4 separate regions of the Homo sapiens genome follow, and all the other regions are linked to region 4. Evidence: chromatin contacts called from ENCODE Hi-C or POLR2A ChIA-PET data. All regions are on one chromosome and are shown on one strand. The core of a region is the stretch at or near the end of the contact, and the rest is flanking DNA. Distances in the headings are between cores, read along the strand shown. Region 1 holds the start of TMEM167B (transmembrane protein 167B). Region 2 holds the start of STXBP3 (syntaxin binding protein 3). Region 3 holds the start of WDR47 (WD repeat domain 47). Region 4 holds the start of SLC25A24 (solute carrier family 25 member 24).

Region 1 (2,726 bases), core at 148-2,647, 890 kb after region 4:
GGGTAACCAAGCAGGCTGCAGCCAGCAGATGGCACTGCAGCAGAAAGGGGCAGAGTCCCTTTAGGCCCTTGACAAGCACGGCGGATTAGTAACCGTATAATTTAACCCTCCAGTTAGCCTTGGAGGACTCGGTGTCGCACTTCCGCCCGAACTCTAATAAAGCGGGCCGAGTTGTGTGCAATTAAGGATTTCAGTATGCAAATCTGAATCTGTACTTTTGTCTCCTCCACCCCACCCCCATCATTAGACTGGCAATGTCTTTTGTCACGTTGTCAAAGTGTCCTCAGAGAAGCGGTGTCTAGATATCGCCGATTTCTGGTTAAAGTGGCTGAAGTGATCCCAGCATTAATTAAATGCAGGAGAATCGAGATTCTCCTGATAGTTTAAGGAAAAGAAAAATTCACACAAGCAAACGGGCAACCCTTTGAATGTTTTCCGACGACGTGGTGCTTTAGGATCTGAAAGATGCGACTTGGTTTTTGTTGTTGTTGTTGTTGTTGTTGTTGTTTTTGAGACGGAGTTTCCGCTCTTGTTGCCCAGGCTGGAGTGCAATGGCGCGATCTCGGCTCACCGCAACCTCCGCCTCCCAGGTTCAAGCGATTCTCCTGCCTCGGCCTCCCGAGTAGCTGGGATTACATTACAGGCATGAGCCACCATGCCCGGCTAATTTTGTATTTGTAGTAGAGACGGGGTTTCTCCATGTTGGTCAGGCTGGTCTCGAACTACGATCTCAGGTGATCCGCCTGCCTCGGCCTCCTAAAGTGCTTAGATTACAGGCATGAGCCACCGCGCCCGGCTAATTTTGTATGTTTAGTAGAGACGGGGTTTCTCCTTGTTGGTCAGGCTGGTCTCGAACTCCGACCTCAGGTGATCCGCCTGGCTCGGCCTCCCAAAGTGCTGGGATTACAGGCGTGAACCACCGCGCCCGGCCGCGACTTGTTTTTGTTACAAGGTTCCTCATTTCATTTGCAACGTTCAGACGCAGTCTGACTAGATTTCCATCCGGAGTAAGGAAGAGCAGCTCAAGGGCAGTCACGGAGGCCGCAGGTGCGGCTTCTTCACCCGCGGTGCTGGAGTTCTCTCAAGTGGAAGCCCAGGACGATGAAAACCTCATAGGTAGGCTGCTGCTTACACACAGCAGCCGCCACGGCGCAAAATAAACTACAAAACTACAAGCCTTTACCTTTTCAAACACACTGACGCGGGCCAGCCCCAGCCCTACGCCCGCAGGGGCACGCAGAAAAGACTTAGTTACCACGGCCAAGTACGAAGCCTTCGAGATAGCGTTCTTCTTACCCTACGTAAACACGCAGTTTCCCGAGCTCGACAATCGGCTAGCCACTCCTGATAGCGTTCGGCGCTCGCCTCTCGGCCCTTGCTCCTGCGTACTACGGCTTCTTCCAGTCACCTCGGCCCGGATCGGGAAGTGTCAAGCGGGCGCTCCCCCATCTCCGCCGCTATTACCACTGAACCCGGACCCCCTACCCAGGTCCAGGGCCAGCCGCCATGACGAACGGTGAGAACTGATGCCCTGAGCGGAGGGTGGGAGTGAAGGACGAAGGGAAAACGTGGCGGGCGGGGCCGGGACTGACGTGGCCGTTCTCCCCGCCCCCTCCCAGCCCGGCCCCCCTTGGCCTCTCGACGCCCCTAACTTCTGTACCCCTATACTCCTCTACGGGTTCCCCCTTCCCATATTCATCTAGGACCCCCAGTGCCTCTTATGCTCACACCTCGAGTTATCTATCCCTATGCTTTGCTTTCCCTTTTCTTTTTCTTAGTTCTTTCTGGCCCTTGGAGAGGTCAGTCCCAGAGGTACTACTGCTATTTAAACCCGGGGAAGAGAGAGGCTCCTCCTCCCAGCTCCCTGCGTTCTCATGCTTTCGGACCGTAGTTTTGTTGAGAGGGCCAATAAATGACATAGAATATCAAGTCCCACACTTTTGGGGTTGCTGGTGAATGTAGACCCCACAAAAGCTTCTTCTTACGGAAAAATACCGGAAAGATTTCTGATTTTAAAGTCCTGGCGGGGTGATCCCACGTGGAGACCCTGACTAGTGTTGCAAAGGGTGGATTTAGACACTGCCTCTTCTAGATGATGAGGCAGTTTATCTGACCTAATTTTCCAGGCCTCTTCAAACACTTTATGAATTCTGAATTCCAGAGGAGGACAGGAAGGAGGGCCTTCATGATTTTTAGTGTCAACCTTACAGGAAAGGAGAAGAGAAAGCCTTTTAGGCATTACGATGATTTGAGGGGCTCCGGAAAGCATTTCTCAAAAGTACTTTGTCCATAGACCTGGCACTGAAGACTCGAATTTAACCTCCTTGTGAATTTTGGCATTGTCTGCAGAAACTTATGAGAGAAAAGGGGTAGCACGTGAAGGTATAGTTCCTCAGAAAACCTTAGTGTATGTATTAATTTGCTGGACCCTTTCTTAGTGACAGCTTAGCTGTGAGACAGTTTTACTGGAGGAAGAGAGGTAGTGTGATCTAGAACTGGCAGACACTGGTTATATATAATATTCATTTGGAGCTTCCTGGGAAGTCAGAGGTCTCAGGATACTAGGCACAGTAAGAAAAGGGAATTTACCCAGAGGAAGACAGAATCTGAACCAGGAAGTAAGACAGCAGTTTGACACGGTAGTTGCTGAATAAATTTTAGTCATTCTTCCCCCATTTTGTGGTCCAATATCTTCTTGTTTTTTGCAATTAGGTGATTCATTGTGC
Region 2 (2,700 bases), core at 50-2,549, 550 kb after region 4:
TATCAGTCCTCCTGCCTAGGCCTCCCAAAGTGCTGGGATTACAGGTGTGAGCCACCATGCCCAGCCTGTTCTTAATTCTTCATTTGCCTTTCCTCTCCTAAAAATTGCAGGTTACCCCACAGACTACTCTATTGCTTTCCATGTAGCCCAAGCCTGATCTTTGTTCCCACTCCACCACTAAGTGCATCCTTGGCAAGTTACTTGACTTCATTAAGCCTCAGTTTCCTTGTTGTAAGTGTTGCTTTGAGGATCAGTGAGGTAATCTACTTAGCATGGTGCCTGGCATATGGTAAGTAAGCACTCAGTAAATATTAGACATTATTATTAGTAGTAGTATCTAACCACTTCTACTTCCCTGTGTGACCAATTTGAATCTTTACAGCCACTGGTTCTTTGCAAATCCTTCTAGGAAAGCCTACTTTCTGCCAATGTCACATGGTTATCTCACAGTTAGGGCTCTTAGCAACTAAACTGATCTCACTTACGTTTGATTACTTTGATTTAAAGTCCCAAAGGAACCATCTCAGTAAACAGATCTCTACCTAAACTTTCTGAGCTCAGATCTCCTCCTCTGTGAATCAACTTTCAACAATAATTGTAGATTCTGAAGCATTAACAGGCCCTCCCTACATTTGTTGCATAAATTTGTTAATAAATGATTATTCTTTTGTTGGTTCATTTATGTATATCTTATCATTAAGGCATTCAATTTTTAAACTAAGTTTTAACTACCTGCAGCATTCCAGGAATTGTGCTCTTTAATTAGATTGTAAATTATTCAGGGGAAAGAGTTGATCTCTCATTTCTTTGAGTTTCCTAAAAGTCCAGCACAGTTCTTGGCACACTGGAGGGAACCTCACAGTTCTACGCAATTACTGTGTCCTTGAAAAAATGAATGAAATAATCATTTGGGGACAGTACATTTTCCATTGGGTAGTTGGGCTGGCTACTGAGTGAAGTCTATTATGAATCGCCTTGCGAAGTGAAGGGTTCTTCTGTAATGGGGAGGATCCTCCAGTCTTCGTGTATGTGTGAACTCGGAATTTCATAGACGGCCTTGGCTCACGATCGGTTTGGCACTTCGCGTTCCTAGGCCACAGGACGTCGAACCTCGGGCGACAGCAGCCTCCCGCTAGGGGGCTCCCGACTTCCCACGGAGGTTCCACCTGTACTGCGCAGCCTCCGTCCGGGAGTGGGCGGAAATTCCCTTGCTGACGCGCGTGACGTCACCGGAGGGCGCGGTCTGCTAGAGGGGGTGGGGCATTCCCCTGCAGCAAGGGGCGGGGCCACCCCAACGCCGCTTCTGCGGCCAAAGTAGGTTGGGAGTGGAAGGTGGTGGCTGCTGCTCCGCAGTGTCGGGAAGATGGCGCCGCCGGTGGCAGAGAGGGGGCTAAAGAGCGTCGTGTGGCAGAGTGAGTGCGGTGGGGTAGGGGTTGAGAGAGGGAAGGCCGGGAGGCTGCCGTGCCGGGCCTCGTTTTGCAGCCCCAACCCAGCGGTCTGTTGAGGAGCCGCCGCGAGCACTTGTTGCTTTGGGACCTGTGTGAGGACTTCTTCCTGCTTTCCTGCCCTGCCTTATTCCTTGCCAGCACCAGGGATGGGCGGGGTGCGACGGGACGCGGCCTTCTCGTTGGCGTCGGGCACCCCCTCGCCTCGGCCGCGCTCTGGCCGCGAAGCTCCGCCCCGGGTGAGCCGCCCGGCCCGGCTTTCCCTCCCGCGGAGCCCGTGCGTGCCCTCGGCCGCGCTCCCCACTCTTCTCCGCTCCCGTCCGCGCTCCACCAGTTGGGGATGTCTCTCCATCCGAGACAATTCGGGCGCTGTTTATTCCGCCCCCATCTCCACCCCACACTGGAGTTTGCAAGGACTGTTTATTCTGCTTATTCGTGTTAGTATCAACCCGTGCTTTTCAAAAAACCTCACTGTTTAACAGACTCATCTTCCCCTATTCCGAGAGGAGCCTACTTTCTGAAAAGTTCTTGAGAAGAGACCATTGGAATGACCGGTGTCCAGCCGTGACATCTTCCTGCATAGCCTGGGCAAGAGCCGCTCCTTCCGTTTTCCCTACTCTCGGGGGCCCCTCCCTGCTGTTAGGACCGGACTCCTTATTGGTTACTGATGTTCTGCGGTATCATCCACAACTTTCATAAACATCGCTCCAAACCTAGGTCTGGCAGGTTAGAGAAAGAATGAAACCACCCAACAGGAATAACCATCATTGTTTGGTATCTCTGAGTTCAAGATAATTATGGCCTAGTAGTGGAAAGGGAGTAGCATCTAATTAGTATTTCTTAGTCCAACTTGTTGAACAAAAAACAAATGATTTAGTCAGCAGAATTCTGGGAGTTAGAGTTCCTTGTCTAAAATTAAAAATCCAAATCAGTAACTGGGATAGTGCTTAACATATAGCAGGCACTAAGCAAATGTATAAATAGGTGAAAAATATGAAATTATCTTTTAAAAGATTAGATAATTTTAAGGTTGGCATTTGCTTTTTCAAGATTTACATGGCTGACTTAAGATTTGAGATGTTTTAAAACAATGGTATTTAAATACATTTATGTGAAAATGGGTAACAAATTGTGTTGTATAATTTCCAAGATATATATGTGATTAACATCCGCATGTATGTATTTAAGCCAGTTCTTTACATATTGAATCATAAGCTTTTCCCTTTTTCACATTTTCCTTCTGATCCTCATACAG
Region 3 (2,988 bases), core at 201-2,700, 840 kb after region 4:
GCAATCTCTCCTAATCTCCCAAACCTAAAGTAGAATTATTCATTTCATCTTCTTCCTAAATGAGACCTCGACAATATGCCATATAAAGGAAAATGGGCTCTTAGGCGTTTCTCCTTCTTAGTAAAATGCCAATGCAACATATGCCAACACTGGAGACAAAAAAATTCTACTTGAATTTACTGTGAAAAAAAGATTTATAGCATTTTTTAAACCTACATGTTCATTTCTGTGCCATTAACTTTTTGAGGCATTCTACAGAGTCTCCAACAAAGAGAGAAATAAGTATTAGGATCACAACCTACGAATCTGGGTGGAACAAAGACTTCTCCTTTCATTATGCAGAGAAAACCAAGTTGCCAAAAAAAAAAAACGGTCCCCTCAGATACCATGCACGGTTACTAACTGCACGTCTGGGTACAGAGAAGGAAAAATCATCTGGTCAAAAGCCCAAATGCCGCCCCGGCCTACCCTCGCCCCCCGCCCCCGCCCCCTTTGCCCATGGCCTCGCCCCAGAGCTAGAGTTCCAATATTTTTCTCCCCAATAAAGGGAAGCGGTTTAACCCTTTGAGTTCCACAACCTTGCGTTCTTCTACGCAGGCGCCCCTCCAGCGCAATCCCAGTTCTAAATCGAGTCGCTGCCCCTTTCCGCGACCACACCCAGATCCCCAAAGGCCTGCTCCCATCCCGACCATTGATGTGAGAAAGGCCAAAACCGGCCCCAGCGGGGCTCCCAGCCCCGCCGCTCCCTCTCTTCCTCCGGGCCAAGGCGTGCCCAGAAAGGGACGCGAGCGCGCCCCTCAGTTCTCGCACGGGCTCGACCAAGGGGCGAGGAAGGAAGAATCGGCGCAGCGGCGAGATGGGCACGAACCTCGCGCTCACTTGCTGCTCAGTGCCAGGGCGAGGGGCGTCGCTCTGCCCCCAGAATCCAACTGGTAATGTGGGAAAGGTGTGGTCCAGGACCGGTGACCTCGAACCGGGGCCCAGCAGTTCGCAGATCCTCACCCCGCGATGCTGGGGCCTCACCCACGACCCCAGCCCCCTCCCAGTCGGCACCCAAGCCCACTAAAGACCCCTCTCCGGGGCCGCAAACACAGTCCTCGGGGCCGCCCGGTCGGAGCCGTGTCAGGTGGTGACAGGAGGCGACGGGTGACCATGGCAACCCGAGGTGTGCAGCGGACCGACCCAGCCTCCGACTCCCGGAGTCACCCACCTGAGGGCTCCAGGGCAAGCCCGGAGGAGCGGCGGAGGAGAACGCGGCTGGGAGGCCGGCGGCCAGGGCCCCGAAGCGGCCGGCTCCGGGCTGCGGCAGGAGCACGACGGCGGCGGTCTGGGTTTGGCGTCGGTCCTCCCTCCTACCGCCCGCGCGTCAATCCATCAGTTCGTCAATCCGTCCTTCTCACGTCCGCCCCTCCCGGCCCAGCGACTCCTCAGCTCAGCCTCTTGCAGACTGCGGTTGTCAAGTGCCGGGGAGCCGAGCTCTACCCGCGAGCGGCAGCCAATCGCCGCGCTTCCCCGAGGCGCCTCAGGACCCCGCCGCGCGGGGCGGCCAGGCAGGTGCCTGAGCCGAAGGGCGAGTCGGCGGGGCGGGGCGGGGCGGGGAGGGGCGTGGAGGGGCGGGCCCAAAGCTGGGGCGGGGAGGGGCGGGGCGGACCAAAGCCTGGGCGGGGCGGACCAAAGCCTGGGCGGGGCGGGCGGGGGTCGGGCTTGGAGGGACCGGCTAGGGGCCCGGGGGAGTAGCAGAACGGGTGCGGCAATAGCGTGAGACTGGTGGCAGGGACGTAGACCCTTAGCTGGCCGGTGACCCCATGTCCCAAAATAGCACGAACAGGATTGTCGCCTGCAAATGGAGAAGACTGCGCATTAGGATTGACTCTTCATACTCCTCCCCGATAATTAATAAAGGTTAATGAAATTAATGTTGCCTTCTACCCTTCTTTCGCTGCTTTCCTAGGTCCCACTTCGTCCCAGAAAACTCCAGTAGTTTGTTTGTCCCCTTCCTGGTTTCTCATTTTGCAAAGCTGATCTGCCTTGAAAGCATTTTTCAGTTACTTAACATTTAATATGTTCAGGTTTTGTCTACTCCTGTTGGTTGTAAGCCCCTTATTCCACAAATATACGTGATGTTCAACCGAGCTTAATTAAGCATCCAGGAAGTATAACCATAAGGAAGAATACAATTACACAAACCTGTAAGAACATCATTCTCGGCCAGGCGCGGTGGCTCACGCCTGCAATTCCAGCACTTTAGGAGGCCGAGGCGGGCGGATCACCTGAGGTCAGGAGTTTGAGACCAGCCTGGCCAACATGGTGAAACCCCGTCTCTACTAAAAATACAAAAATTAGCCGGGTGTGCTGGCAAGCCTCCTGTAATCACAGCTACTTGGTAGGCTGAGGCAGGAGAATCGCTTCAACCTGGGAGACGGAGGTTGCAGTGAGCCGAGATCATGCCACTGCACTCCGGCCTGGGTGACAGAGCGAGAGACTCCGTCTCACAGAAAAAAGAACATCATCCTCACAGAGGCGAAAGTCCAGAGTGAGCTGGACCTCCCAAAAGGGGAAAATGGGGTAACAGTCTGGTAAAGAGAATAAACATCAAAAATATTTCTGGCACTCCCATGCTTATTGCAGTACTATTCACAATAGCCAAAATATAGAATCAACCTATGTCAATCAACAGACAAATGGATAAAGAAAATGTGGTACATATACACAATGCAATCTTTTTTTTTTTTTTTTTTTTTTGAGACGGAGTCTCGCTCTGTCGCCCAGGCTGGAGTGCAGTGGCGCCATCTCGACTCACTGCAAACTCCGCCTCCCGGGTTCACGCCATTCTCCTGCCTCAGCCTCCCGCGTAGCTGGGACTACAGGCGCCCGCCACCAGGTCCGGCTAATTTTTTTTTTTTTTTTTGTATTTTTATTAGAAACGGGGTTTCACCGTGTTAGCCAGGATGGTCTTGATCTCCTGACCTCGTGATCCACCCGCCTCGG
Region 4 (3,027 bases), core at 528-3,027:
TACTATGACACAAACATATAACAGAATATGATGCAGTTACGTAAAAATGGTGATACAGCAGCAATTCTCAAGCTTTTTGATCTCAGGATCCCTTTACAATCTTAAAAATCATTGAGCACTCCAAAGAGCTTTTGTATATTGTAGGGACCATGGAGTTGTACCACTGAGATCTCCCTTCAAAGGCACCTACTGTGAGGAACACAGTTGACTTCCACTCTCTAGCCTCTAACCCTGGCATCTGCTGATGCACTGCAGCAAGGTCGTCCCTTTCCTGGGCTGCTTCCAGCCAATGATTGGACATGGTGGGGAACTCCAACTGGGCCATTTCTGGGACAATCAGCACAAAGTACCAAAAGTTGGTTCCTTCAAAGTATGAATAAAATACACAAAACTTTGGCAAGATTGAAGGGGAGAAAAGGATAGATATGAGGAATGAAATAGAGAACCTACCTACAGATTCAGTCAGAAGTGTTATAAAATCATCGGTGAGTATTATGAACCTTGGACAGAACAGGCAGTTTCAAAAAAAATTGTAACTTACTAAATCTGACTCTAGAAGAAACAGTAAACTGAAGAGGCCTATAACTACCAAAGACATTAAAAGAGAAGTGAAATATAACTATATAACAGTTGTTGGCCCTCATAGTAACCTAATCACTTTCCCTCTTTGGATAAGAGAATGCCAGTGTCAGGGAACGCTTCAACAGGGTTGGAGAAGTTCCACATATCTCCACCCTACTAAAGGGGCAGAAGTTCAGGGGCACAGTTAAGATGACTCAGAGAAAATGAAATTGCTCAGTCGCAGGTCAAGTCAACCCTTCAGATCAATTTATGTACCTAGGGCATTAACCTAGGAATGTCTTAAACAATGGAATGCCGCCATTCCTTCTCAACAGGAAGTGGGGGAAACACGCGATTGGTTTTCAAACAGTTTTCAAACAGTAGACAATACACATAGCTGCTGTAACAAAGCAGCTTCGAAAGAGATCGAATGTGTGCGCCTTTATACAAAACTTGGGACCCACTGAAGTCTGACAGCTAAAACGGATTACATGTCTGCAAGGTATTAAAACAGAAAACAAAGAACCTGGGATGGATTCAGGACAAAAGTGTCTTAAAAATTTAACAGTGCCCGTGGGCCAGAGTGTCCACAACACTCATTTTATCTGGACAAATACCAGTAGACTTTCGTATTATGACCCACTTCTGTTACCGGGGTCGCCGGTCGCGGCCCCACGCCCGAGTTTCTGAAGCCACCGGAGCGCTGGGCGCCACAGTTCCTCCTTCCTCTCCTGGCAACGCCTCAAGCCGCCGCCCTCCTCGGTCCTCGCAGTGTCCCCAGCGCCCGCAGCCCTCCCTACGCTCAGGCGGCGCCCCGGCGGCGACCCACCTCCTCGGCGTCCTGGCCCAGAGGGATGCCCAGGTTCCTGAGCCCCTCCTGCAGCTCGCCGATGTCCACCACTCCGTCCCCATTGCGGTCCAGTGCCTGGAAGAGGGTCTCGTAGCGCGTCGGCTGCTCCGCGTCCTGGCAGGCCGCGGTGGGCAGCACGAAGTCCCGCAGCCAGCGCAACATGGTCCCAGAGGCGCAGGCGGCCTGGCCGAGGAAGTCACGGGAGATCGAGGGCTGCGGGGCGAGACCGGGACCAGCGCGAGGCCGGGCTGGGCGGGGCGCGCGGCGCAACAGCGTTTGGGGCGCCGTCGGGGTTGCGGCTGCGGCGCGCAGGGCGCAGGGCGCAGGAGCGGAGACCCCACCCGAGCCCGCGCGGAGCGCAGGGTGTGGCCGTCCCGCCGCTGCTGGGGAGGAGCTCGCCGCGCTGGCCTCGGCGGCACTGGCCGGGCCCGCCTCCAGAGAGCCGGAAGTGAGGGAGCTGGGAGCTGGGTCTCGGGAGGTGCTGTGCGGACCCGGGGTCGACCTCTGCCCAGTTGCCAGTCCCGCTGTCAGCATGCGGGTCCGAGGAAGAGGCCCCCAGCAGGTCCAGGGCTGCAGCGTCAGCGCGTCGGTGGCTTGGGAGCGGGGTCTTGAAGACTGGTTACTCCACTTAAAGACCCTCTCGGGCCGGAGCCTTGGCGGTCAGCCCAGAGCTGCTTCTCTCTGCCTGGAAACTGGGCCATGGAGGGCATTGTCTCTCACGGATGTCTAATTTTTTCGTGGTTGCACACCTGGGATGGCGATTCTGCTTTAAAAAGCAGAGAGTTAAATCCTAAAGCATCTATTGGAGCAATTATAAAACAAAAAGGAGAAACTCCTGGATTTGTTGCAGAAAAGATCAACAGCCATCTGCGTGGGCAACGGGGAAAAGAAGGACTAGTTTGGTAGGCAGCTTAGCTAGGATTTGCCCGTGATTAAGCGTATAGAGTGTCTGCCAGCTGCACTTATCAGAAAAAACCACAGCGCCCTCCTCCTTCTCAAGATGGGTGCAGTTCCGAGGTTTGGAGCTTATTACTCAGGCAAGACAGAACTTATTACTGCCTAGCATGGAATAACGGAAGGAACATTGGACTTAACAGAGAAAGTACCTAATCCTTCAGGTGTGACATAGCGTCTCCGGGTAGTCTCTCATCAGTAAAATGAGAATATAAATATCTGCCTTCACAACAAAGTTGTATATTAGGTGTGAAAGGTCTTAATTCTCTAAGGCGCCAATCAAATGAGATATCATTAATTGTAATAATCCTGTTCATTCACAGCTGCGTAAGAGGAACTATTGTTGTACTGCTGTTTGCAGAAAAGAAGATACCTCTGTACTTGTAAATTAGGGTGTCTCACATCTTCTGAATCACTACACAGAAATCAGTTCCAACAACAGCCAGGAACTCAGACCCTGAACTTACCTCTCCTCATATCATTTTGTATGTTTAAGATATGTATGAATCTAGAATTTGTAAATTAAGGGCTGCCTGCTTAGTAAAATCATCTTGAAACTGATTTATCTTTTTATATTACTTCCAACTTCCAGTCTTATTAAGAATCATTGCCTTCCTTTGGAACTGCCTTCAAACTTCAAATTTTCTCTGTCCTTGAAAACC

Evidence for each region. A loop is a pair of places that touch in the nucleus more often than their neighbours do. ChIA-PET counts read pairs that join two places held with the same protein, here RNA polymerase II (POLR2A). Pooled maps may share reads with other maps.
Region 1: a loop to region 4 is called in a pooled map, with 2.0 times the contacts of the local background. The contact joins the promoter of TMEM167B here to the promoter of SLC25A24 in region 4. A Hi-C loop is called at or near these places in 2 of 168 maps with a recorded cell type or tissue (CD8-positive, alpha-beta T cell and naive thymus-derived CD4-positive, alpha-beta T cell) and 7 of 50 pooled maps. POLR2A ChIA-PET finds 5 or more read pairs at or near these places in 4 of 52 experiments (CD4-positive, alpha-beta T cell, CD4-positive, alpha-beta memory T cell, PC-9 and 1 more).
Region 2: a loop to region 4 is called in a map of B cell, with 5 times the contacts of the local background. The contact joins the promoter of STXBP3 here to the promoter of SLC25A24 in region 4. A Hi-C loop is called at or near these places in 3 of 168 maps with a recorded cell type or tissue (B cell and naive thymus-derived CD4-positive, alpha-beta T cell) and 12 of 50 pooled maps. POLR2A ChIA-PET finds 5 or more read pairs at or near these places in 3 of 52 experiments (A549, MCF 10A and T-cell).
Region 3: a map of CD8-positive, alpha-beta T cell shows a loop between it and region 4 (27-fold over the local background). The contact joins the promoter of WDR47 here to the promoter of SLC25A24 in region 4. A Hi-C loop is called at or near these places in 1 of 168 maps with a recorded cell type or tissue (CD8-positive, alpha-beta T cell) and 7 of 50 pooled maps. POLR2A ChIA-PET finds 5 or more read pairs at or near these places in 3 of 52 experiments (RWPE1, activated B cell and naive thymus-derived CD4-positive, alpha-beta T cell).

Annotation. Positions count from the first base shown.
Region 1 is chr1:109,089,367-109,092,092 of GRCh38, forward strand. It overlaps TMEM167B (transmembrane protein 167B), which reads left to right and starts at 1,398. Exons shown (of 3, transcript NM_020141.4): 1 at 1,398-1,516. The coding sequence starts at 1,507. RefSeq lists an enhancer at 1,032-1,231.
Region 2 is chr1:108,745,375-108,748,074 of GRCh38, forward strand. It overlaps STXBP3 (syntaxin binding protein 3), which reads left to right and starts at 1,300. Exons shown (of 19, transcript NM_007269.4): 1 at 1,300-1,412. The coding sequence starts at 1,364. RefSeq lists enhancers at 979-1,549, 1,072-1,481 and a silencer at 1,682-1,801.
Region 3 is chr1:109,040,652-109,043,639 of GRCh38, forward strand. It overlaps WDR47 (WD repeat domain 47), which reads right to left and starts at 1,451. Exons shown (of 15, transcript NM_001142551.2): 1 at 1,211-1,451. RefSeq lists a silencer at 1,099-1,648.
Region 4 is chr1:108,198,566-108,201,592 of GRCh38, forward strand. It overlaps SLC25A24 (solute carrier family 25 member 24), which reads right to left and starts at 1,778. Exons shown (of 10, transcript NM_013386.5): 1 at 1,391-1,778. The coding sequence starts at 1,573. RefSeq lists a silencer at 1,562-1,901 and an enhancer at 1,702-1,996.